Linked DNA regions of Mus musculus: region 2 is linked to region 1. The links are chromatin loops, found by intact Hi-C in ENCODE. Cell type or tissue: gastrocnemius. All regions are shown on one strand. Links, peaks and the distances in the headings refer to the core of each region. The heading gives the core; the rest is flanking DNA.

What was found. A loop is a pair of places that touch in the nucleus more often than their neighbours do. Peaks named below come from ENCODE experiments on the same cell type or tissue, not always from the same donor. Only the 100,000 strongest peaks of a DNase experiment are listed, where the experiment ranks them.
Region 2: it touches region 1 in a loop (1.8-fold over the local background); 2 of 42 quality-filtered maps call a loop at or near these places.

What each region holds. Positions count from the first base shown.
Region 1 is chr10:75,328,158-75,340,232 of GRCm38, forward strand. It overlaps Adora2a (adenosine A2a receptor), which reads left to right. Exons shown (of 3, transcript NM_009630.3): 3 at 4,870-6,635. The coding sequence ends at 5,779. Among named protein-coding and RNA genes, the nearest start is that of Adora2a, 17 kb to the left of the region's middle. In gastrocnemius, for the core only: no CTCF peak of the experiment used is centred there; a DNase peak (open chromatin) is centred at 5,265; H3K27ac peaks cover 1,466 bases.
Region 2 is chr10:75,400,029-75,412,103 of GRCm38, forward strand. Upb1 (ureidopropionase, beta) reads left to right here and starts at 6,883. Exons shown (of 10, transcript NM_133995.4): 1 at 6,883-7,131. The coding sequence starts at 7,028. Gm40694 (a long non-coding RNA gene) reads left to right here and starts at 717. Exons shown (of 2, transcript XR_871831.1): 1 at 717-1,143; 2 at 1,854-2,223. In gastrocnemius, for the core only: no CTCF peak of the experiment used is centred there; a DNase peak (open chromatin) is centred at 6,948; H3K4me3 peaks cover 395 bases.

The DNA.
Region 1 (12,075 bases), core at 1,960-9,959:
CTCACAAAGGTCTGCAGGTTCACTAAGCGGGTAGGAATGATGAGGCAGGGCAGGGTCACGGGAAAGGATTCTGCTCTTTCATGAGCTGGAGGCTTGGAGCCAACAGCCTATCCCTATAGTAGTTGCATCCTCCGACCTCTTGACCTCAGTTCCACTTGGAGCTTGAGCCATTTGAGCTCTGAATGGGCCCTTGGGAAGCACAGGCTGGTCTCGGCAAGGAGCTGATAGGTCTGAAGATGCCCACCAAGGATGCTCAGCTTGCCTTCCGAGCAGTTTTACAGCTGCCATGGCCCTGTTAGTACAGGATGTCCTTTGATCATCCCAGTCCAGCATTTCAGCCAGAGCAGATGTCATGACCCCTGAGGGAGACCAGAGCCAGAAAAGGACATCTGTGACTCCCAGTCTGGATGGACTTTAGAGCCCTTCACTCTTCCTGACCACTGAACTCCTGCACTCTCCTGCCTCTTGAAGTTTCAGGCTGATGGGGAGATGGAGAACACCAGGGGACCAGGCATGAGGGGGACCTGGAGGGGCTTTCTAGCCTGGACTCACTTTTCTCCCTTCACAGCTAGGGAGTCAGTCTAAGGTCCTATTGACAAGGTCACAGGCTGAGTCTTTGACGAAGGCGTAGTCCCAGGCTGGCACTGTGTACCGGGAATTCTTTCACTGTTGTTGTAAAGAATTTTCAGCTTCAGGATAATCTGTCCCCTCCTTCCCGAGCGTAGGCACCCTATTAAGTTAAGGCAGAACCCCGTGAATAGTAAAGAAAACCAGGTCAAAGGCAAAGGTGCCACCCTATGTCTCAAGGGATGAAAAGCCTGGGGTAAGAGACCAGGCTTCCTTTCCTGGGGAGTCCTTCACACCGTCACCTCTAAGTCTCACACTGGCCTGTGGTGCTCCCATTTGTAAGTAACAGGCCAAAGTATGCAAAGGCAATGGGTTGGTACAAGACCTAAAGTCCTATAAAATACATTTTTTTTTCCGAGTCCCCAAAGGACAGGAGGGTCAGGCATATGCACGCTTATGTAGCATGCTGGAGGTCTTGGGCTATATCCCCAGTACCACAAAATGTAAAGAAAGTAAAACAAAAAAGCTTTCCAAGTTAGCCATAAGCCCCTACTGGACTACAGACATGGCTAACCTATGTGAAGCCCTGGACTGCATTCTTCCCTCCACAGTGATGCTGGTGAGGATGCAGTGTGCCCTGGAAGGAGTTTCGCCTTATGGGTGTTGCAGGATCTGAATGGTCGTGAGAGTGTAAAGGGGCTGGGGGTGGGGGACAGGTCTCAGGCGAGTCCCTGGTAAATGTCCCAAAGAAGGAGTGAGTGAGCTTGTGAGTGTGACCTCTCCTCTGGGCCAAAGAGAGGTAGCCTGGCTCCTGAGTGCCAGGTATGGTGTGAGGTTGAATTAAGTTGGTCTCTGCCTATGGAACAGGGTTGAATTTCTCCTTTGGGATTAAAGATGCTCTTCGGTTCTTAGGTCATTGTCTCTGTAAGATGGCTTAGAAAGTCCTGCCTTCTCCTCCGTGTTACAAATAGACATGAAAACTCCACCTGGAGTTGTGGGTTTGTTCTAGAGCCATAGGGTGAGGCCCCAGTAGGGTTAATCAGGGAAAGGCAGTCTCCTCAGGCTGGGGGATATAGGGATGTAGAGGCCACTTGAAAACAGGCACTGCTGGAGACTCTGTCAGCCACATCCTGTATCTCTGAGGCTCCCTGGAATGGTCCTATGCCATGCCAGGCAGCCTGAGTATCCTTCTAGCTACACTGAGTGTATTTATTCAGAAGGCCAGGATGAGACTGAGTTAGTCAGAAATACAAGCCAGCCTGTGCCCTGGAGATACCTCTAGTTTGTTTGTGATTCCATTTGAGCCCCGATGCTGTCCTAGACCTCAGGCTCCTGTTCCATGACCTTGATTTCCTGATTTTCCTGCCTCTGTTTCCAAATGCTGGAAATAATGAGCATGTGGTCCTATTTGGTGTGTGTGTGTGTGTGTGTGTGTGTGTGTGTGTGTGTGTGTGTGTGAGAGAGAGAGAGAGAGAGAGAGAGAGAGAGAGAGAGAGAAAGAGAGAGCTCACACAAATGCGCTTACATAATACTTGCATGTGCTCAAACATTGTCTTCAAGCCCCTCAGTACTTTGCCAACACAGGAAAGTACATCTAACATATTGGGTTCTGTCCCCATAAGGGACTTTCTTTCCAGAGTGCCGTGGAGGACTTCCCCTTGTGGGTTCTCTATCTGTAAAAGTAAATTGGACAAACCTGGGATTTCCATGGTGTAGTCTCAGAAGCTGTCAGACCTGGGCTGTTGTCTCCAATAACAACTTATTAACTCAAACTTACTTAGTTGGAACCTTTCTCCAAGATTACCATCTTCCTAACTACCAGGAACAGAAAGCCTGTTCCAAAAACAGTTTGAAAGTTACCAAGATGGGAGACCCTACATCATCCCCAGAGGTTCATCAATATCCCAAGAAGTTCATTTCTCTGACCAGCAACTGAATAGCTCTGATCTACCCTGAGCCACAGGGTGACTCCCTGGGGTTTCCAGCCACTAAATTCAGTATCGCTCCCTTAGAATTCTTAGTTTCATTTCATAAATAAGGAAATTGAGGCCCGGAGAGGTGAAGTGACGTAGGATTCCTTGTTTACAGGAATGTACCAGAACTAGGACCCAGGAAGGGTACGCTTGTCCCAGAAAAGATGTGACCACAAACGTAGCTTCCCCTCCCATGAGGATCATGTAAAAGCACTATTGAGGGGTGCCTGGCTCAAAGTAAGTATGTAAGTATTAGATGGCGTGGGGACCCCAGGACTTCACTTTTGAGCTTCTGGGCAAGCAGACATGCAGGGCTTGCTTTCTGGTGCTTGGTAGATATAGGAAATCTGAGATCCTCCTGCAGAGACACTGTTGCAGGTGACCAAGGCCCTGCCCTGTGGGACCCACGAAGCTCCTGAGAATATGTGTGACATTAACTGTTGAGATTCTGAACTGACCAGTCTGGAGTTGTAGCTCAGTGGCAATAAGCTTGCCTGTCATATATAAGGCCCTGGATTTGATCTCAAGACCCATCAGGAAGAGACTGTGACAGATCTTGACAAATTCACTTGGGCTTGAGTTGCCTCTGGGTCTTGGAATATTCACAGCAAGTCCCTGCCTCCCCTTGGGTCTCAGTTTCAGTTTCTCCAACTCTAAAACAGAGGGACAGATTAGATAAATGGTTAGAAAGTACAAGTGGTTTGTTTGTTTGTTTTAACCTCTTTATTTCTTTCTTAATTGACAACATTTAACATGGAAGTTTTTTTTTCCCAGACAAACAAACAAAACCCTCCAGCCCCCTTTGAGCCCTATTCACACTGGGTATTCTTTTCTTTTTATCTTTCTTTTTCTTTTTTTCATTTTTTTTTTTTTTTTGGTTTTTTGAGACAGGGTTTCTCTGTGTAGCCCTGGCTGTCCTAGAACTCACTTTGTAGACCAGACTGGTCTCAAACTCAGAAATCCGCCTGCCTCTGCCTCCCTAGTGCTGGGGTTAAAGGCATGCGCCACCACACGCAGCTTCTTTCTCTCTCTCTTCCTTCCTTCCTGTCTGTCTGTCTTTCCATCCTTATTCTTTCCATCCTTCTTTCTTTTATGATGAAGCGTCTACGTAGAGCCTCATGAATGCGAGGGAAGTTATTTAACGCCGGGCATACACGGTACATTGAGGCAAAGACAGGATAAACACATTCCAGCCTTCCTCTCACATGTGCTAACAGTGGGTACCTGAGGCTGCCACCCATAGGTCATAGCCTCTCTGTTGCTGCTTTGAGTCTGGAACCAAAAAGTATATGTTTACCTTGATACCTATCATATGCCCTTGTCACCCAGCTGACAACATAGAGGTAAGTGCAGGGGACTCCTACTCCATGTGGGCTCCTAGCCTTGGAGGGGGCAAGCAACTCCTCCAAGATGTGTAGCCTGAACTTGAAGATCAAAGGCTGCTTCTACTGGGAAGGTAGTCTCATGTTGCCAGAATCGAAACCATTAAACATAAGCTCATCCCTCTGATGTGACCAAAGCTCCCTTTTTAAGTCAAGAAGACTTAAACAAAACAAAACATTCTTTTACCAAAGTGATGATGGATTTCCAGTGGGAGCTACTTTCTAGCTGACAAATCAAGGCCCCCTCCCCATAACCGGGAATTGGCAATCAGCACAAGACCATTTCCATCTGGCCCTCAGGCAGATTACTCCCTTCTTTCCCACCTCATTCAGTACCTCTTGATTATTAAGATTGCCAGGAAAATGTCAATACATAATTGTCTCACTTCTGCCCAGAGGATTGTGGGTAGGTTCTGAGGGGATGTGATATTTCATTAGATTTGGGACTTCACTCCTCCTCCATACGCTGGGCAGCCTCTTCTGGAGGACCATAGAAAAAAAGGCATGGAGTGTAAGTGGCTCAGGCCATCTACAGGTCTTATCTGGCTGGTTCCATTCGCAGAACTCTGGATTTGCCCTGCTCTAAGGGAAAGCATGCTCTAATAGGATGAACTAACCATCATGGAGACCATGTCCCCCCTAAGGCCATCTATTTGTCTTGAACCAAACTCAACTTGAGTCTCAAGACTATACCTGAGACTAATAACCCCTGAATATTTGTGTGATGGGTTTGCATGTTCTGGATGTCTGCTTCCTGTTACCTCCCTGCAGCCACGAGACAGACAGAGCTCAGTACCTCACTTAGAAGACTCTGCTACTGAGGCTAGAGGGAGGAAGTAGCCAAGACCCTAAAGCCAGCACACAGGGACCATCTGGGCTACTGTGGGCTTCTTGGACCTCCTAGACCCTGGTTCATCGGGTCTCTAATACCAGTCCTTTCTCCCCAGGTACAATGGCTTGGTGACGGGTATGAGGGCGAAGGGCATCATTGCGATTTGCTGGGTGCTGTCATTCGCCATCGGCCTGACCCCCATGCTGGGCTGGAACAACTGCAGTCAGAAAGATGAGAACTCCACAAAGACCTGCGGCGAGGGCCGGGTGACCTGTCTGTTTGAGGACGTGGTACCCATGAATTACATGGTTTACTACAACTTCTTCGCTTTTGTGTTGCTCCCCCTCCTGCTCATGCTGGCCATCTACCTAAGGATTTTTTTGGCAGCCCGGAGACAGCTGAAGCAGATGGAGAGCCAACCCCTACCAGGGGAGCGGACTCGCTCCACACTGCAGAAGGAAGTCCACGCCGCCAAGTCCCTGGCCATCATCGTGGGGCTCTTTGCCCTCTGCTGGTTGCCCCTGCACATCATCAACTGCTTCACCTTCTTCTGCTCCACGTGCCAGCACGCCCCTCCTTGGCTCATGTACCTGGCCATCATCCTCTCCCACAGCAATTCCGTTGTCAACCCCTTCATCTACGCCTACAGGATCCGGGAGTTCCGCCAGACCTTCCGGAAGATCATCCGAACCCACGTCCTGAGGCGGCAGGAACCCTTCAGGGCAGGGGGTTCCAGTGCCTGGGCCTTGGCGGCTCACAGCACTGAGGGCGAGCAGGTCAGCCTCCGCCTCAATGGCCACCCCCTGGGAGTATGGGCCAATGGGAGTGCTCCCCACTCTGGACGGCGGCCCAATGGCTACACCCTGGGGCCGGGAGGTGGAGGGAGCACCCAAGGGTCTCCTGGGGATGTAGAGCTTCTTACCCAGGAGCACCAGGAAGGGCAAGAGCACCCTGGCCTAGGGGATCATCTGGCCCAGGGTAGGGTAGGAACAGCCTCATGGTCTTCAGAGTTTGCCCCTTCCTGAGGGAAAGACATTTTAATATTTTTGGGTTGGCTGGACCAATCTCATTAAGAGAAGAGAAGAAACGCCCACGCCAGGAAACCCACTGGGTGCCCGGCTCCCACTCTGCGGGAGCATCAAGCTGGAGCAGCATGAAGCCCAGTAAGAAAGGCCTGGGGCGGAGGAGGCGATGCTTCGGTCTATAGGGCCCCGAGTTAGGTCAGGGCTACAGCAGCATCTTCGAAGGCAGGGCCCAGTTCCCCTGCTCCAGAAGCGTCCACAAGAGCTGCCTTGCCTTGTAGAGCAGCTGTGGCTTAGAGGCCTGGCCTGATGCTGGGGTATGGCTGCCTCAGGCCTCCTGCTAATACACTACTCTCCCCAGACCGCCGAGGCCTCAGGGAGCTGCTGACCTAGAAGTGGCACTTGGCTATTTTTTTTTTCCAAGAAGATAACAATGTGAGGAAACCCTTTCTATTTTATTGACTTCCCCTCCCTGGCTGCTGGGTCTGTGGTCGATCCTGCTGTGACTCTCCCCTCCACACCCCACCCACCAAGGAATTGCAGACGGTCCTCTCGGGTTAGCCCAAGCTGCCATGCACTCAGTCACAGGGCTATCTCCCGCTAATAAAGCTGGGCTGGAAGACAGAAACTATGAAAGGCAGGGTGCCAGAGTGTGGGCTCACGTCTCAGGATTGAGTTTAGAGACATCAAGTCATGGACCCGAGCTGGATAGTTCAGAGCTGCCCTGTGGGGAGGCCCTGCCTACTGCCTTTCCTTCGGGGGTGGGGTGGGGTGGGGGTGGGGCTTGTTTGTTTGTTTGTGTTTTATTTTCCCCCTGAGATAAAATAAAATGAGCCACACTGTGTTTTAAATTTGCCTGCTAAGATTGACGTGTGAGTTCTTTCCACCATTCTCTTGCTAGGTCTGATGGTCACATAATGAGTTCAGGCTGATTGTATGTATTTGTACAGACAGGCGAGTCTGATCTGCAGATTGACAGTCCCGGGGGCTTTCCAAAGACTCCTATTCTGGCCTCACCAGAATCCAGATGCCTATGTGTTGGGCCGAGTGGTTTGGCATGGGGTGGCACACTTACATTTCCCGTGGGACCTCGTCATTCCTCACAGGCGTCACAGAAGGTGGGGGATCAAATTAATTAAGATCACACCTCCAGGGTTTATGATCCATCCCCTCCTGTCCTAAGAACAGAAAGTGAGAGGACCTAGCGCCCCCTTCCCTTGTTTCCTTTCACATGTGCTACAAGGAAGACCTGTCTGTAAGTCCTTCCACAGCTGTGTCCTCAGTCCTTCCTCCTGCTCCACTCCTTAGCCAAGAGGCGACAAAGGTCCCGGAAACAGATCTGGGCTGAGGCCAAGCTGCCTTCCCTTCCTTCCACCAAAGAAACCTATGAGATGCCGTCCCTTGCTCCAGTCTTGGTTTCTGGGCCTCCATCGAGGAGACACTGCTATCTCACTGTGATGGATAGAGGTGACAGCTTGGGATGGGCAAGGAGCCATGGCGGGCTCTGACAGGGCCTCAGAGGGCAGTGCAGTATTTCTTGGGCTGTGATTCAGGAAAGGGGCGTTAGAACTTAGGAGCCTTGCTTTACATGTAATTAGCAATCTCACTGAGGCTAAGTTCTTGCCCTGGGTTACACAGCTAAGCAAGTGGAAAGAGATGAATCTAAAATTCCAGGCCTTCACGCTTTTTAAAATCAATCGACCATGAACTCTCTCGATCAAGCCAAATTGTGTGAAATAATGTTTGTACCTTCAACTTAATCAAACTCAAGTTATTTCAAGTGGCGCAGGCCTTTAATCCCAGCACTCAGGAAGCTGAGGCAGGCAGATCTCTGAGTTTGAGGTCAGCCTGGTCTACAGAGTGAGTTCCAGGACAGCCAGGGCTACATAGAGAAACCCTGTCTTGAAGAAAGAAGGGAAGGAGGGAGGGAGGGAGGGAGGGAGGGAGGGAGGAAGGGAGGGAGGAAGGAAGGAAGGAAGGAAGGAAGGAAGGAAGGAAGGAAGGAAGGAAGGAAGGAAGGAAGGAAGGAAGGAAAAATAGATTACTTGGTCTATTTGACACTTCCATTACACTCTTTAAGCATTCCTGTTACACAGAGGCAGATACATATGCAAGTTGCTGTAGTCCTCTTTGACCGCGCCATCACTCAGAGGTCCTTTTAGCTGACTTCAGAGAAAAGCCGTCTAGGACCCTTCTCCGCAGCAGCTCGGAGCCCTGCACGAACAGCCCCTGGCGGTTCTCCAGCAGTGTTAGTAACCTAAGCATCGCATGGACAGTGGGGCCAAGAAGGGCCGCTATGAACTCAGAGTGTCCCCTGGTCCTCATGGGCTCCTCCCTCCTTAGGACTGTGCTGGCTGAAGACAGAACAGTGACCCAGGCTGTGTGTGAGGTGGCAGAGAAGCAGGGACACTGGTGGTGGTCACTTGGTTCCCCAGGTGGTAGGAGAAGACCAGGAAGATGCACAAGGGTGGCAGAAAAGGAAGAAGTCTCGCTAGCCTAGCTTTTTCTGGGAACTGAGCTATGGGGTTGAGCTGCACAGGGTAGGCTCTGGGATTAGGAGAGCAGAAGAAGGGGCTTAGGAGGGACTTTCAGGGGACAGCTATGGTACTAATGACAGAGCAGAGAGAAAAAGCCGAGTGGGTGTGGCCAGCAGGATAAACTTGATTAGGAAATATAAACCAAGTGCCTTCTGTATCAAATAAGAACGACAGAGACTTACCCATCCTCTGGACAGCCAGCCTGGGAGCCTCCATGGTGACATCAATGGCTTTGCTGGGGGCAGAGGTCATCTGTCTCTGGCTGCCAGCAACACAGGAAAGTATAGGTCCTCGGCTGCCAGCCAGGACAGGTCTGAGAGATTGTCCCGTGGAGGAGGAACTTGAACCAGCTACTTTAATGAGGCAGAGTCGAGCAGTTAACCCAGTGTTATGGCAAGCTCTGGTAGGGGCAAGGCATTAAATGATTCTTTGCCCAGTGTAGTGAGGTCCAGGAGGAGACCATTGCTGCCTATCTGCTTTGGAGAGAGCCTCAAGTGCTGCCACCAGGGGCTGGAATTTTTGTCTATCAGGAGAAGCCTTTTTCATTAAACACATTAAATACCGCCTCCAGATCTCCCCGAGGGTTTGAGGACCAGGGACTAATCTATTACGGATACCTGATTTGAAACAGACTAATTGATTTTAGGTACTGCTTCAAGCTTAACCCTGACAACATACTCAGAAGGCTAAAGCTTATTGTCCCTGTAAATCACCGGTCCTCAACATTCCTAATGCCGAGACCCTTTAATGCAGCTCCTCAGGTTGTGGTGACCGCCCCCACCCCCTAACCATAAAATTAATTTTGTTGCTGCATCATAACTGTAATTCTGCTACTGTCAGGAATCGGAATGTAAGTGTTTCTGGAGATAGAGGGTTGACGAATGTGTTGTGAGCTGCAGGTTGAAAATGCTGCTGTGGATGAATTACTTTTGCCTCAAGCATGACTAAGAACACGACACGAGCATAGTTCTGAGCGCGGGAAGGAATTCAATCATTTACCAGGTGCCTGACCATTAACTCGCATGTCCCAGGAATGATCTTTAACACTTCACAACAAGCTAGTAGCTTTGATAGGGTTAGGATCTTGCCGTGTTGTCCCTGTTGAGTTTGAGCCTGAAAAACCTGAGCGAAGATCCTTGAGCATCATTAAAATGAAATTTTAAACCCTGCATGCAGTCTGTGGAGAGATTGGGAACCTTCTTTCCCCGATCCTTTCATAATGCGCCCTTACAGAAGATCAGTCTCTTGTATGACTCAGTTTACCCAAATAGATAAAGCTTAGCAAATTTGCAAAGACAAAGAGGCTAGACAGACTTCTTCAAGTCAGTTTTTGCCTCGAGCGGACCTTAGGAATCTATAAACCTTGATCATGAGACATGCTGTTCCTAAGTCCTATTTTTCATGAACAAGAATTAAACCCAAGATATATATATAAAAAATGTTGTAGCAAATTAAGATTACCTATGTATAGATTTTTTAACTATCAGTTCTTTCTGTTACAAGTTTTAAGTTAACTTTTTTGTTACAGATTTTACAGATTTTCTTTTTCAGAACCGCACTCAATGAATTTATAGATCCTGAGAAAGAGAAAATTTTACCAATGGTCTTAAGAGATTTAAAAAAACGAAACAAACAAACAAAAAACCCAAAATAAACAAAAGAAAAACAAACAGAAAGTGAAGAAGGCTTTGAGATAAGAGACTTTTGAGACTGGAGAGTAGAGCGAGTTTAGAGACAAAGGATTTTAAGCCAGGTGGTGGTGATGGCGCACACCTTTAATCCCAGCACTCAGGAGGCCGAGGGCAGGCAGATCTCTGATTTGAGGCCAGCCTGGTCTATAGATTGAGTTTCAGTTCAGCCAGGGCTACACAGAGAAACCCCTGTCTCAAAAATAAATAAATAAATGAATAAACAAACAAACAAACAAATAAATAAAGTATGAATAAAAAGGTTGAGGGAATCCTTTGCTGGTGTGGCAGCAGAAGCTGTTACAATTGAATGCACAGGCAAGTGGCCACCTCAGCAGGAGTGCATGCCCACGGCAAAGAGGTAATGAAGGACAGAGCCTGTAACATGCAGGTTCTGTCCAAGGGCCTCTCTGCCCTTGAAAACATTTTTTTTTGAGACAGGGTCTCACTATGTAGTTCTGGATGCTGGAATTACAGGGACCCACCTGTCTCTGTTTCCTGAGTGCTAGAATTAAAGGCTGTACCACCAAGCCCAGCTCCAAAGGGCCTGTTCCGAGCATGTGTCCATTCGGTTTCTGGCTGTCTCCATGGCAAGAATGTCAGGGCCACAGGAAGGCCCAAGAGAAAAGATCTGTCTTGAATTGGATATCAGCTCCCTGAGAGATGGGCTTCTAGGGCCCCTGCTTGTTCTTCTCCTTGGCTGATCAGTTAAACCTTGCCTTCATCGCCAGCTCCGTTAGCCTGAGGCTCCTGACCTCCCTATGGGAGGCATCATGAAAGGGGACCTGTGGAGCTTGAGGAGTTGAGGGGAGCCACAGGTCTGTGTGCTGACCATGGAGTTGCAAACCACAGGACACAGAGGAAGGGCCTCTTGGGGAGGAGAAATAGCCCACTGATGCCTCCTGAATTAGTTCTTCAGAAAGAGGAAGTTGACCTTCTTTTAAACTCTGATGGGAAGCCAGGCATAGTAGTGCGGACATTTAATCCCAGCACTTGGGAGGCAGAGGCAGACGACTCTCTGTGAGTTCAACGCCTGGTCTACATAGATAGTTCCAGGACAGCCAGGGCAATGTAGAGACCCCACCCCCCACCCCCCTTCTCAAGCAAAGCAGAACAAAACCAACATTAACAACGACAACAAAGAATAAAATAAAAAATTAACCGTGATGGGAACATTGGACCCCTGGAAGGTCCACAGAAGCGAAATGTCCAGGAAGATGATGGTGCTATGAAGCCTATACCTGACTCCTGGGCCGTAGGAAAAGAAGGTCAAGACCGCCCAGGAAGAGAATCCCTTCTCTCCTGACCTACACCTCTGTCTTCTGGTTAACTCACCAACATCTATGGCGTAGGGTATGAAGAGGCTCTCCCACTGAGATCTCAGCTGCATAAGGCTGTTACCCTCTGCTGATGGGAAGTGTCTTTAGAGGGGGTATTGCTGAGGAGTCCCAGATGTTCCAAGAAGCAAAGTGACACCATGCCTCGCCCTATGTTGCTCTTCCTGCTGTCCATGCCAGCATCTCCTGCATCCCCAGGCATCCCTCCCCGTGGCTGTATTAGCAGTAACTGTCAGTGCTTAGGGACAGCGCCTCAGACCTCAAAACCAGGTACGATGTCCCCTAAAGAGGAGCTACAGAGAATATGTAGCCCTGGTATGGGGGTGCCTTTCTGGACCTCTGGCTTTTGTCTTTTCTTTAAAAGGAAGTCTCACTTATTTATGTGGGTAAATGTTCTGCCTGCCTGCATGCCTGTGTACCACATACATGTGTGCCTGGTACCTGTGAGGGTGAGGTGCTGGAGTTACAGATGGTTGTGAGCTACACTGTGTGGGTGCTGGAAACCAAACCTGGATCCTCTGTAAGAGCACTAAGCCACGCCATCTCCCCGGCCCGTCTGTTTTTTTTCTTTCTCAGGGATAAAGTATAGCTCAGCCTCCTCTCCCTCCCAGGCGTGGAGTATGAATAAAGACAGACAGTGGTCTCTCTACTAGAGGAGAAATCGTCACAAAGAACCACCTTTACTACTGTATCTAAGGAGTAATTTTAGGAGGGGAGAGGGATTCTGTGTATTTAGC
Region 2 (12,075 bases), core at 2,663-10,662, 73 kb after region 1:
GATGTCTATCCTTAATGGTAAGCTGTGTATTTTGGATGCAGCAGAAAGACGGGTCCTGTTTTCTAGTTCAGTCTTTTAGTCTGTGTCTTTTTATTAGGGAATAGAGTCCATTAATATTGAGAGTCGCAAATGTGCAGCGTTTATTGGTTCCTGTTATAGTCGTGTTATGGTGTGGTGTTTCGCACCTCTTTTGACTAACTACTCTAGGATTATGAATTCCTTGTATCTCCTTGAAGATGGTTAACCTCTTCAGACTAAAGTTTACCCTCCAATGCCTTCAGTAGAACTGGATTGGCAGACAGATATTGCTTAAATTCGGTTTTATCTCGGGTTGTTTTTCTTTCTCTATCACCTGGGATTAATAGTTTTGCACGTTATAGTAGCCTAGGCTGGTATCTGTGGTCTGAGTTTGTAGAACATCATTCGAAACCTTTCTGGCTTTTAGAGTCTCCACTCAGAAGACAGGTGTGAATTGTTTTTGTGTTGTTTTTCCCTCGAAGTGTTTAATGTTCTTTCTTCTGTGCATTTAGTATTTTGATTATTATGGGTCGTGAGTAATTTCTTTTCTAGTCCTACTTGGTGTTCTCTTTAGTTCCTGTATATCCATAGGCACCTCCTTCTATTAGGCTGATGTCTTTTTTTCTCTATGGTTTTGTTAAAAATATTTTCTGTGCCTTTAGCCTGGGTTTCTTCTCCTTCTCCTGTCCCCACTATTCATGTTTGGTCCTAGATTTCCTGGATGTTTTGTGCCTGGTGTTTTTTAGATTTGACACATTCTTTGGCTGAGATATCCATTTCTTCGACTCTGTGATTCTCTCTTCCACGTCTTGTACTCCTTGGTGAAGCTTACCTCTGAGGTTTTGTGAGACATCCTACATTTTTCCTTTCCAGTTTTATTTCAGGTTCCTCCCCTGCCCCCCACCTTTGGTGATTCTACTTGTTAAATTCCACTTTCATGTTATGAATTATCTTCATTATTTCACTCAACTGTATTTTCACAGACTTCCTCAGAGGATTTATTCCTCTCCTCCCTCAGGTCCTCAGACATATTCATAATTGTTATTTTGAAGTCCCCGTCTTATGCTTCAGCTACATTGCATTTCTTAGGGTCTTCTGCAGTAGGCTTACTGACATCTGGTGGAGGTGAGTATATTGACTTGGCGGGTCATGTTTGTGGGTTTGCCTTGGGAATCTAGGCATCTGTAGTTACAGCAGCTGAGATATTTCTTGGCATCACCGGGTCTCATCTTTGCTGGGTGAGTGTTCTACTCTTTGGTTGCTGTTGCTGTCTCTGGACCATAGGCAAGTGCAGTGGCCCTGGTGGCGAGTGCTTCTGTGGGTAGCTGGGTGGCATTAGAAATGGAGATAGTCAAGGGGTAATGCCTGAGAGGGTCTATGGGAAAGAGGTGGGGGAGACCCCAGGAAGTGGAGGTGTAGTGGGAGGAGAGACTTCTGAAAGCAATAGGAGAAAGAGTAAGTCTGAAGAGACATGGATACAAGGGTCAAAGGGACCCTGGGTCACATGGAGAGGTAAAGTCCCCAGGGAATGGGGTTGGAGAGGAGGGGCTTCTGGAAGCAAGAACTTGTTTTCTTGATGACGGTCATTCTGCCTGGGGTGAGATGAAATCTCAAAGCAGTTTTAATTCCCATTTTCCCGATCACCAAGGACGTAGAACACTTTTTCAATATGTACTACCCATTTGTATTCCTTATTTTGAAAACCATCCATTGGTTTTATTTGCCCATTTGTTGAATTGACGGTTTTGTTTGGCTGTTTAATCTCTGCACTTCTTATGTATGCTAGATAGCAGGTCTCTGTGTGGTGTATAATAAGAATTTTCTTCTGCTCGCAGGTTGTCTCCATCCTCCAATGGTTATATTCTTTGCTGTGCAGAAACTTTTCAGTCTCATCCGATTCCACTTTTCTCATCCGATTCCACGTGTCAATTCTGGGGATTGCTTCCTGAAGCAATGGAGGGAATTTTTTAGGTTTGGTTGTTTTGTTTTGTTTTTCAGTGAGTTTTCAGTTATACTTGTATCTTGAAGGTTTTATGTGTGTTTTCTTCTAGAACTTTCAAGATTTGGGGCATTTCAATAAAGCTTGGTACTTTGGGAATTGATGTTTGTGTAGGGTGAGAGGTAGAGAGTTTTCCCAGAACTATTTGAAGAAGCTGTCTACCACCAATGTATATTTCTGTCATCCTTATAAAAACTTTAAATATCTACAGCTGTGTGGATTTCTTTTAGTTCCACTTAGTTTTTGGTCACTGTGGCCCTGTAGTCTAATTTTAGGTCAGGTATTGATATCAACAGTAATGCTTTTTCTGCTTGGGATTGCTTTGTGCTTTTACATGATTTTTTCAACTGTCTTTTTTTTTTTCTAATTCTGTGGAAAATGACACTGGAATGTTTGTGCAACTGTATAGTGTATGTGTGCACGCGTGTGACACCTATGAAGATCCAGAGGCCAGAGAACGATGTCAGGTGTTCAACACTATTGTTCTCCACCCGACCTCCACACATATGATATGGCATGCATGTATGTACTCAAACATGCAAGCACACACAAATAAATAGGAACAAATAATAAGCATATTAATAATGATAAGCATATTAAGAAGATAAATTGTGTAGGTTGGTTCTCACCTTCCACAGGGTAGATGCTGGGGACAGAACCCCCAGTTGTCAGTTGCGTTCTCAGGCTTGGTGGCAAATGCCCTTACCCCTAAGCTGTCGAACCAGCTCTGTCATGAGAATTTTGATAGAAATGGTGATGAATATGTAAATTACTTTCAGTGACGTAGCCTTCTCAAAACATTAACTCTGCCAGTCCATACACAAGGGATACTTTTCTGTCTTTTAGCACCGTCTTTAATTTCTTTCTCCGATGCTTTGAAGGTTTCGATGAAGAAGTATTTCGCCTTCTTGGTTAAGTTTATTTGTAGGTATTTTCTTGTTTATATTTGGGGGGAGAGCTTTTTGGTTTTACTAGCATGTGGATGTTGAACAATGTTTAAGCAAGAAGTATATAAAGGGCATGAGTATTTAGTTGACCAAGAAACACAGCTACTTTTTGTGGCATGTATATTTGACTGCCCGGACCCTCAGATAAAAAAAAATTCCATGTGAGATAAGGCAGGTTCTATAGATTGAGTACATGTGACATCTTCCATAAAGAGGTTACAAGGCTGGACCACTACCGCTCCATCCAGCTTTAATCTCTCTTCCAATCAGATGTAACCCTTCAACAAGTAGGGTCAAGAGTATTTTCCATGCCTATTCAACCAGAGAAAGCCTCCTTTGACCTTTCTAAAGTTTTCCTTCCCTGTTTTAATTTATTGGAGGTTTCATTCATTATAGGAAGAATGTGTGATTAAGCCTCTCCCAGTTATAGCAATCTGGCCCCCTATGGGTGAGTCCTGTGGCATAATAGGAGGGTTCCCATGCCGCTAGAGCAGTGGTTCTCAACCTATGGGTCCTGACCCCTTGTGGGGGCCAAATGACCCTTTCACAAGGGTCACATATCAGATCTCCTGCCTATCAGATATTTACAGTGCGATTCCTAACAGTAGCAATGTTACAGTTATGAAGTAGCAACAGAAATAACCCTATGGCTGAGGATCACCACAGCATAACGAACTGTATTAAAGGGATCAGAGGCATCAGGAAGGTTGTCGTCTATGGGACTAGATGAAGTTTCTATGCTCTTTGGAACACAAAGATTTCTAACCATTCACTAACAAAGTAACACTCTTCGGGTGAGTAGGGAAATGGCAGGCAACTCCAAAATGAAGTATGAGGATCAGATGGAATCCCCGGGTGTCTAGTCATTGTCTATCAGTGCTCCAGACAGGTGTTTTTTGGGGGTTTTTTTTGTTTTTATTTTTGTTTTGTTTTTTTTCTTTTAGCTTTGCAGGTGAATCTGGAAGAAACCTCCCACCCTTTTTTTTTTTTTTTTTTTTAATTTTGGTTTTTCAAGACAGGGTTTCTCTGTGTAGCCCTGGCTGTCCCGGAACTCACTCTGTAGACCAGGCTGGACTCGAACTCAGAAATCCACCTGCCTCTGCCTCCCAAGTGCTGGAAAAAAAGGCATGTGCCACCACTGCCTGGCGAAACCCACTTTTTAACGATCAGGAATATACAGAAAAAGTAATGACGTTGAGGGACACTGAGTCGTCTTCTTTGGTGAGAGCGACCTTGTACTTTTGAGAGGATTGATTTTTTTTCAGCCTTTTCTTCTCCAACTTCAAAGTGTATTTTGCTTTATTAAGTAGTTGTCAAGAACAGATATGTATATTTGTTTCTTTGTAAGAAGTCACAGTCATCTGCAGAAAAGGAAGGCATTGGTTGTGACAGACCACGGGGTCCTTTCCGGAGACTGCTACTAAGATAAAGCAAGAATCTTGACATCACTGCTGAAGTTTCCCGGTGAGAAGGTGGGAGTTTAAGACAGACATGCCTCTCAAAGGCATTTGCTGCTCTTCGAGAGGATCGGAGTCTGGGTCCATATTCAGTAGCTCAGAAAGGCCTGTGACTCTAAATTCATGGGTTCTGATACCCTTTTCTAGACTCTGAGGGCACCTTCACACTTGTGATATTCATGAACACATAAGCACACATACACATACATTTTTTAAAAAATAAAAATGAATTTCCTTTTCAAAAAGAAAAGGTTTTAGTACAGATTTTAAGCCCCATGATGGGGCAGGCAGGCACTCACATGACCGATGTGCGCACACACACACACACACACACACACACTCACACACACACACACACACACTCACACACTCACACACACACACACTCTCTCTCTCACACACACACACACACACACACACACACACACACACACACACTGGACCAGGACACCCAAACATGGACGTTTTGTCTCAAGAAAGATTGTGCTTTCTGAGTGTGGTAGGGACCATCTTTAACCCCAACACGTGGAGAGGAAAGCAGGTTTGAGTTTGGGGCCATCCTGTTATACTCAGAAAGTTCCAGGCCAGTCGGGAATACATAGCGAGGCCCAATTTTTAAAAAGGAAAGGAAAAGGAAAGAAGGCTACAATTAGGTGTCTTTACAATAGCCACATATTCAATCGTCCTGGCTTCTAAAGTTACATTGTTTAAAAGGTAGATAGATGTCCATGTAAGGTTGGTTCTAGGAAAGCCGGGCAGTGGTGGCACACACCTTTAGTCCCAGGCACTTGGGAGGCAGAGGCAGGAGGATTTCTGAGTTCAAGGCCAGCCTGGTCTACACAGTGAGTTCCAGGACAGCCAGGGCTACACAGAGAAATGCTGTCCCAAAAAAACAAAAACAAAAACAAAAGGTTGGTTCTAGGACCCCTAGCAATCCCAAATCCTGGAAGCAAGAGTCCCTTCTTTAACATAGTGTTGTATTTGCAGATAAGCTATACCATCTACTTTAAACAGTCTCTAGATAATAATACCTAACTATGTCAAATGTGGCACAAGCTAAGGTCATCTGTGAGGAGGAAACCTCAGTTAAGAAAATGCCTCCGTAAGAAGGGGCTATAGGGAAGTCTATGGGACGGACATTTTCTTAATTAAAGGTTGATGGGGGAGGGCCAAGCCCACTGTAGGTGGGGCCACCGCTGGGCTGGTAGTCATGGGTTCTGTAAGAGACTGAGCAAGCCATAGGGAGCAAGCCAGTAAGCAGCACTCCTCCATGGCCTCTGCATCAGCTTCTGTCTGCAGGTTCCTGCCCTCATGGCTTTTGATGAAGAACTGTTATATAGAACCGGGGGCAAAATAAACCCTTTCCTCTCTGGGTTGCTTTTGGTCATGGTGCTTTACCACAGCAATAGTAACCCCAACTAAAGGTAAGCTTAATCCAGTGTAAGTGCTATATAAGCAACTGACACATTGTATTATTTAGGGACTAATGTGGGGAAGGAGAAAATCCTTACAAAACGGGCACAACTTGGAGGAAACTTTTTAATCAAGTTTGGTTGAATATGCAGCGGCGGGATCTACACTCAGAGTGCCAACTGTCTCTATGTCTTTGTCTCTACTGTCTTTTTGTTATGCTTTGTGAAGTCTCCCACACAAATCTCTCAGCTTCTAGAAAAGGAAGACACTAGAAGCTGTCAGAGAACATCAAAGCGGTGATATAAATATCTTCAGCCACACCTTCTAGCAAGGTGGCGATGCTCTACCACTGAACTAAACTGCGGCAAGTGGTCACCGCATTCCAATTCCACAGATAAAGCAGCAGATGACCCGAGTAGCAGGATAGCTCCCCAGGTCACAGGAGTAAATCAGGGTCTGGGAGTGCTTCCCTGCCACCCCAGCTCCCAAGTATATGGCCTCTGTAAGTTACAGGGAACAGCAAGAGGGTCTTTCTCCACTCTGCAGCTGGCAAAGCGCACATGTGGGCATGCATACCACAAACGGCAGAGATCCCAAAGCGGCATCAGAGTACAGAGAGTAACCTGCTCGGGATCCCATATTCTGCAGTACTGATTCCAGGGAAACCAAACTTGCTTCTGACTCATGTGATTTGTGGCTCAAAGGAAACCAAAGGCCTGGTATTATCATAGTGCCAGGACTCTGGACTGGCCCCTGAAATACTCAGATGCCAAAGTATTGCTTCTTGTGCCCATCAGCAGCCCCGTGTAGTAGTGGGCCGGCGTGGCTGGCTGCCCTGTTCTGCTGACCCAAACCTAGGTAAAGTTACTTCAGCCCATCAAAGATCTAAGGAAGAAGGAGGAAGAAGGAGGCGCCTGTGTTAGGGAAAGCCTCCAGGGGCGACCTGCACTGATCCAACCTGGTCACCAGAGAGAGCGCCAATAGAAAAGGTCTGCCAGGAATGTCCTGAGCATGTATTGGCTGCCCTCCATAGAGGCGTGAGGAGGGTGTTGCCAGCATGTGAACCCTCCTCACAGAGCACCAAATCCCGTGCCTCTGGAGACCTGCCAGGCTGCTGCCTCCTTCTCCCCATACTCCAGGCCGAGGGCAGGCCATTCGTGTGGGACATCAGTCCCTGCAACCAGCTTCTGGCCATGGCGGGACCGGAGTGGCAGTCCCTGGAGCAGTGCCTGGAAAAACATCTGCCGCCTGACGATTTGGCCCAGGTGAAGCGAATTCTCTACGGCAAGCAGACTAGGTCAGAAACCCAGATGCTGAGTTTGGGGCTTTTGGAGTCACCCATCTGTGGGCTGGAGGAGCAAGGGGAGGGTTTCTCGGATGCGACTGGCTCAGTGGGGGCAGTGATGAGGAACCCTGTAGTTCACTTGCAAAGGCCACATGTCGTGAGAGATGAGAATCTTTAGGGAGGTGACTCTTACAAACCATACTTTCATTGCCCCAGACTCCTTGCTTCCCCAGCCCCGCCCCCGCCATCGCCCACCTTGTGTGGAACAAAATAGGACCGAAAATGAATGTGTCTCTTAAAGCTATCTCCAGGGCCACTCCAACTTTCCTCCCCTCCCTAAGCTACTAGCTTTGCCTCAGACCGCAGCTACCTGGTGGGGGGGGGGGGGCTGTCCAATACCTGCAGTGAGGGTCTCGTGAACCATCCTTCCTAGCAGCTTGGAGATAGAGGAATACTGGACCAAACTAACTTTCCAGACAAGAGAATTGATAACTCAAGTTTTCCCACTCTGGGCAAGCTCACCAGATTTTTTTTTATTCCTTTTGTTTTTATTAGAGTTGGGCATCTGGTATAACAGGTATAACAGAGCTGGAGGAAAAAAATACCCCTCCCTCTTGGTCTTCAGTTTCAATCTATTTTTCTGGAGCAATCAGAAAGTTGTCTTCAAATGGACTGTTTCCTTGTCCTTTGCACAAACGCTATAATGGGTTTTCTAGGCTGTTAGAACAGAATGTGAACTCTGACCTTGCTAAACCTCTGTCCAACTCTTGCTTATATTGGCCTGCTCAGGCCTTGTCCAATGTAGCTTGTTTGCTCTCTGGACTGCATGCCGGTGACCCTGCATTAGAACCTTGATCAGCCAAAGATAATTGATGAAATCACTGGTTCCTGGCAACCTTAGGGTTCCTACAGGGAGGCCCGATCCACTAAATCTACCGCAGCAAGTGGGTGGTAGAAGAACTTCATTGGCATTTTGTTAGCTCCCCCACCCCCCACGCACACGCACACACACACACACACACACACACACACACACACACGAAACTGTCTCCATAATCTGTGAGAGGCTAGATGACCCTAAAATGCTCTCACTTTCCACCGTACTTACAAGATCAGCCAGCCATGAGGATGGGGGATGTAGCTCACTGGCCTGCTGGGCATGCCGGAGGCCTGGGTTTCCACAACCCCATGCAAAACCCCCCAAACAACAGCAGCAATACATTAGTTAGATGAGTAGTGTTAGAATCGAGGCTTCCAAAGAAGATCAAAACAAAAACAAAAAAACAAAGCAAGGAGCATCTTAGCCCAAATTCTAGGAATGCTAATTATTCTGTTTTAAGGGTAAAGTGAGCACGTTATCCTGAAAGATTTTGTTGGTGTCTGAGGTAAAATCAAGGGTTATTATGAAGAAAGAAATATTTCCCATAGAAATGACTGGTACACATTCGAGGTAGGACTGAGGCCAGGTCAGAGATTACCGAGTAAGAGGGTTTATATCAGCATTTGGAGAATCACAAAGCAGGGCAGAATTGTAATGGAGGGCACAATGCTAACTGGGGCTAACCTGTGCTAACCTGGGACTAACCTATGCTAACCTGGAACTGCCAGGTCCTAACCCTGGGCTTTGGCTTCCAATACCTGAACAAGTTCCTTTGCCCATTTCCCATTCTTCTCTTAGGTTCTGTTCCCTGATGAAATTTTCACGTTCTATCTCTTAAGGTGTGAACCTTCATGCATGCTTAGTTCTTACAACTGGGTGAGTTTTGGCTGTGAATAGAATTTCCACCTGAAGATAGGAAATTATTCTGTCTTTAAAATACTTAAAAACCCCTCCCACTTAAACTCCTGTTCATTCTTCAGAGGCCAACTTGTACATGGCTGGTTCCCCAAATCATCCTAGCCCTAGATTTCTGGCTGTGCCCAATATACACTGACAATGTTTATTAAATATTTGATAAGTGAGAAAGCTACATAAGTGTGCATTGCCTGCCTACACCAGACAGACGAGACCCCCAGAGAACAGAACCAAGAAACATTCATTAAATTCATTAACCCCTTAAACATTTATTGCTCACTTTCTTGTTTTTGTTTTTATTTTGTTTTGGTTTTGAGACAAGGTTTCTCTGTGCCCTGGCTATCCTGGAACTCATTCTGTAGACTAGATTGGCCTCGAACTCATAGAGATTACCTGCCTCTGCCTCCTGAGTGCTGGAATTAAAGGCTTGCATCACCCCCCAAACCCTCCACTCTCCCACACCACCCCCACATGCAGCCTGTTTACTTATTTTTTGCCTAGGACATTAGAGGGATTATTTGTAGCACATGATTCCTGCCCTTGTTGGTTTTTTTTTTTTTTTTTTACTGTTATTATCATTATCATTATTGTGGTGATACTAAGACCCAAACTCAGGAGGGTCTCCTGCATGTTAGGAACAGTTATATAATATATTGCAGTTATGTACCACAGTTATATATAATGTACTAGGCTGTCACGACAATCAGGATGTCACAAGGTGACAGGAACTTTTCAGGACCACCATAGTCATAGGGGACTGAAGTAACCTATGTAGTCCCTCACTGATAGAAAAGTCATTGTGTCCACATGCCTCTAGGTTGTTGAGTGAAACAGGCAGGATAAAGAGGAAATTCAGGAAGCAGTCATTACATTGGTAACTTTGTATCTCTTTGGAAGGATGCCTAAAACATCAGACCCCCTTTGAGGTTTGGAGCTAGTGTTTGAAAGAGACTTGCTTTTCATTTTCTTCTCCCCTGTGCTGTGATTTCTCACCCCACAAACCTGTTTCCTTTGTAACAGTGTTTCAGTTTAATCATTTAACGCACTCATGACAGAGATACCAGAGGAAGAGGGATGAGGGTTCCAGCTGAAGCATTGCTAAGGAAGCAGAAGCCTGGAGCCCTGAGGATAGGTCCGTCTCCATGCTAAGGAGAGGGATCCAGGACTGTGTGTTGGGCCAGGATGAGAAGCAACAAGCCTTCCTCCTGGAAGCTGGGGATTAGGAAAAGGTGCTGAGGCTCATCACAGCAAGAGCGCGAGGCAGAGGAGATGAAATCAAGTAAGGCAGTGGTTCTCAGTCTCTGGCTCTTGGGTCCTACATCAGGTCTCCTGAGATCAGCTACTTACATTACGGTTCATAGCAGCATTAAGAACAGTTATGCGGAAGTAATGAAATAATTTTTCGGTTGGGGGTCAGGACTACATGAGGAACTGTATGGAAAGGTGGCCGAGTTAGGAAGGTTGAGAGCCACCAAACGAGAGGGACAGGTAGCTGAATGCATCGTGAGACACCTGAGTAAAATTTCTAAGGCTCATTTTCTGGGTTCTATTCCTTCCTGGACTATTATTCCATTAAGTGCCCATCATTTTCTTTTTGCCTTGTTTTTAAATTTGTTTTGTTCTGTTTTGTTTTGTTTGTTTGTTTTGTTTTGTTTTGTTTTAGCTTTGATATCAGCAAGTGGGTTGCTCTTCAGGAAAATGTATTTACTTATGGCTCTGAGGATTCAGAGACATTGGTAGATTTAGAGTCTGGTGAGGTCCCCTTTCTGGACTTATAAATGATGACTTCTTGTGGATGTGCAGTCAAGAGGCGAGCCACGTTATCTGGAATTTTAATAGGAGTGCTAGTGCCATTTGTAGGGGAGTCTGTACTCACAGCAATCACACTCTAGGCCCTCTGAGAGGTTAGGATTTCAGTCTTACAAATGATGTTGGAGGGGGTTGTGGGGGGAGCACATATTTATCTGCAGTATCCCAGGCTCCTCTAAACCAAAGCCTTGCCTGGAGGGAGTGTAGAGTTGGAACTCGTGAATTCGGGCGGCATTGGGAATGATGATTTACAACATGGAATAACAGGATGGCAGAGAGATCTTACGGGTGATAACCATAAAAAGAGATGCAGGAAAATAGATCAGGAAGATGCAAAACCACGAAGCCAAAAATCCTGGAGGATGGAGCAGCCTGGTTAACTCCCCTCGGGCCCAAGGGAATGAGTGTCTGCAGAGAGCTGGGAATTCTCAAGTGCACAGTCTCACTGCAGGCTGAGGTGAGGGCAGCACTGGACTCAGAATTCAGGAAGAAAGGGGAGATTAAAACAATGGGTGGTCCTGACTGACAGCAGACAGCTATGGAGTGTGATAGAGATGCCCACCAGCCAGCCAGGCTTGCTGCGCCTGCCGTCCTCCTGGACTGAGCCCACAGGATGCTCTGGAAGGGCAGCCTGGCTCCCGAGCCCATAGCTTTTTAGGAACTGGACACACAAAGCCTTTCTCGTTTTTTCTTCCTCCCTGTGTTTCGGTCCAGGGGTCCTAAGTGTGTAGCTCCCGGGGAGATGTGGGACTGTTCTCACCCAGAAAGAGGAACTAGAACCACAAGAGCCTAACCCCCCACGGTGGGAAGACACTCTGTGGCATCACCGGGAGGGGAGGCCAGGTGTGGGCAACTGCAGCTATTTCTAATCCACCAGAGGAAAGAGAGCTTTGACTGCTTGAAAAGCAGGCTGATTGTCAGGGGCGGAACCCAGCTCAGAGCTGTCAGGGAAGCTCCTGGCAGGGGGTGGAGACAGGGGGCTTGGACTGACAGGCCTGTGATTTTGAAAGAAATGTCTTTAAGAGAGTGACTTAAAGTAGGAGAGAAATATTATTATTAGGTAATGCCTGTCAGGTTATATTTTTTTTTGATGTGTTCTTGGTATTTCATAATCATTTTGCCTTTAGATGGTAAGCCCTTCCTGGTCCTGGGCCATGAACTATGCCCCTCGGGTCTCACCCCAGCCTTGGACATGCAATGGGCACCAGGAGGTATTTGCCGCCTGACCCTTGGTCTCTGTAGTAGAAAGTAAATAATCCTCTAGCAGTTAGTGATGAACCACAAATACGGGCAAACATTTACACTTGCACCCTTTCAAACCCACCCAGCACCCACCCAGCACCCACCCAACA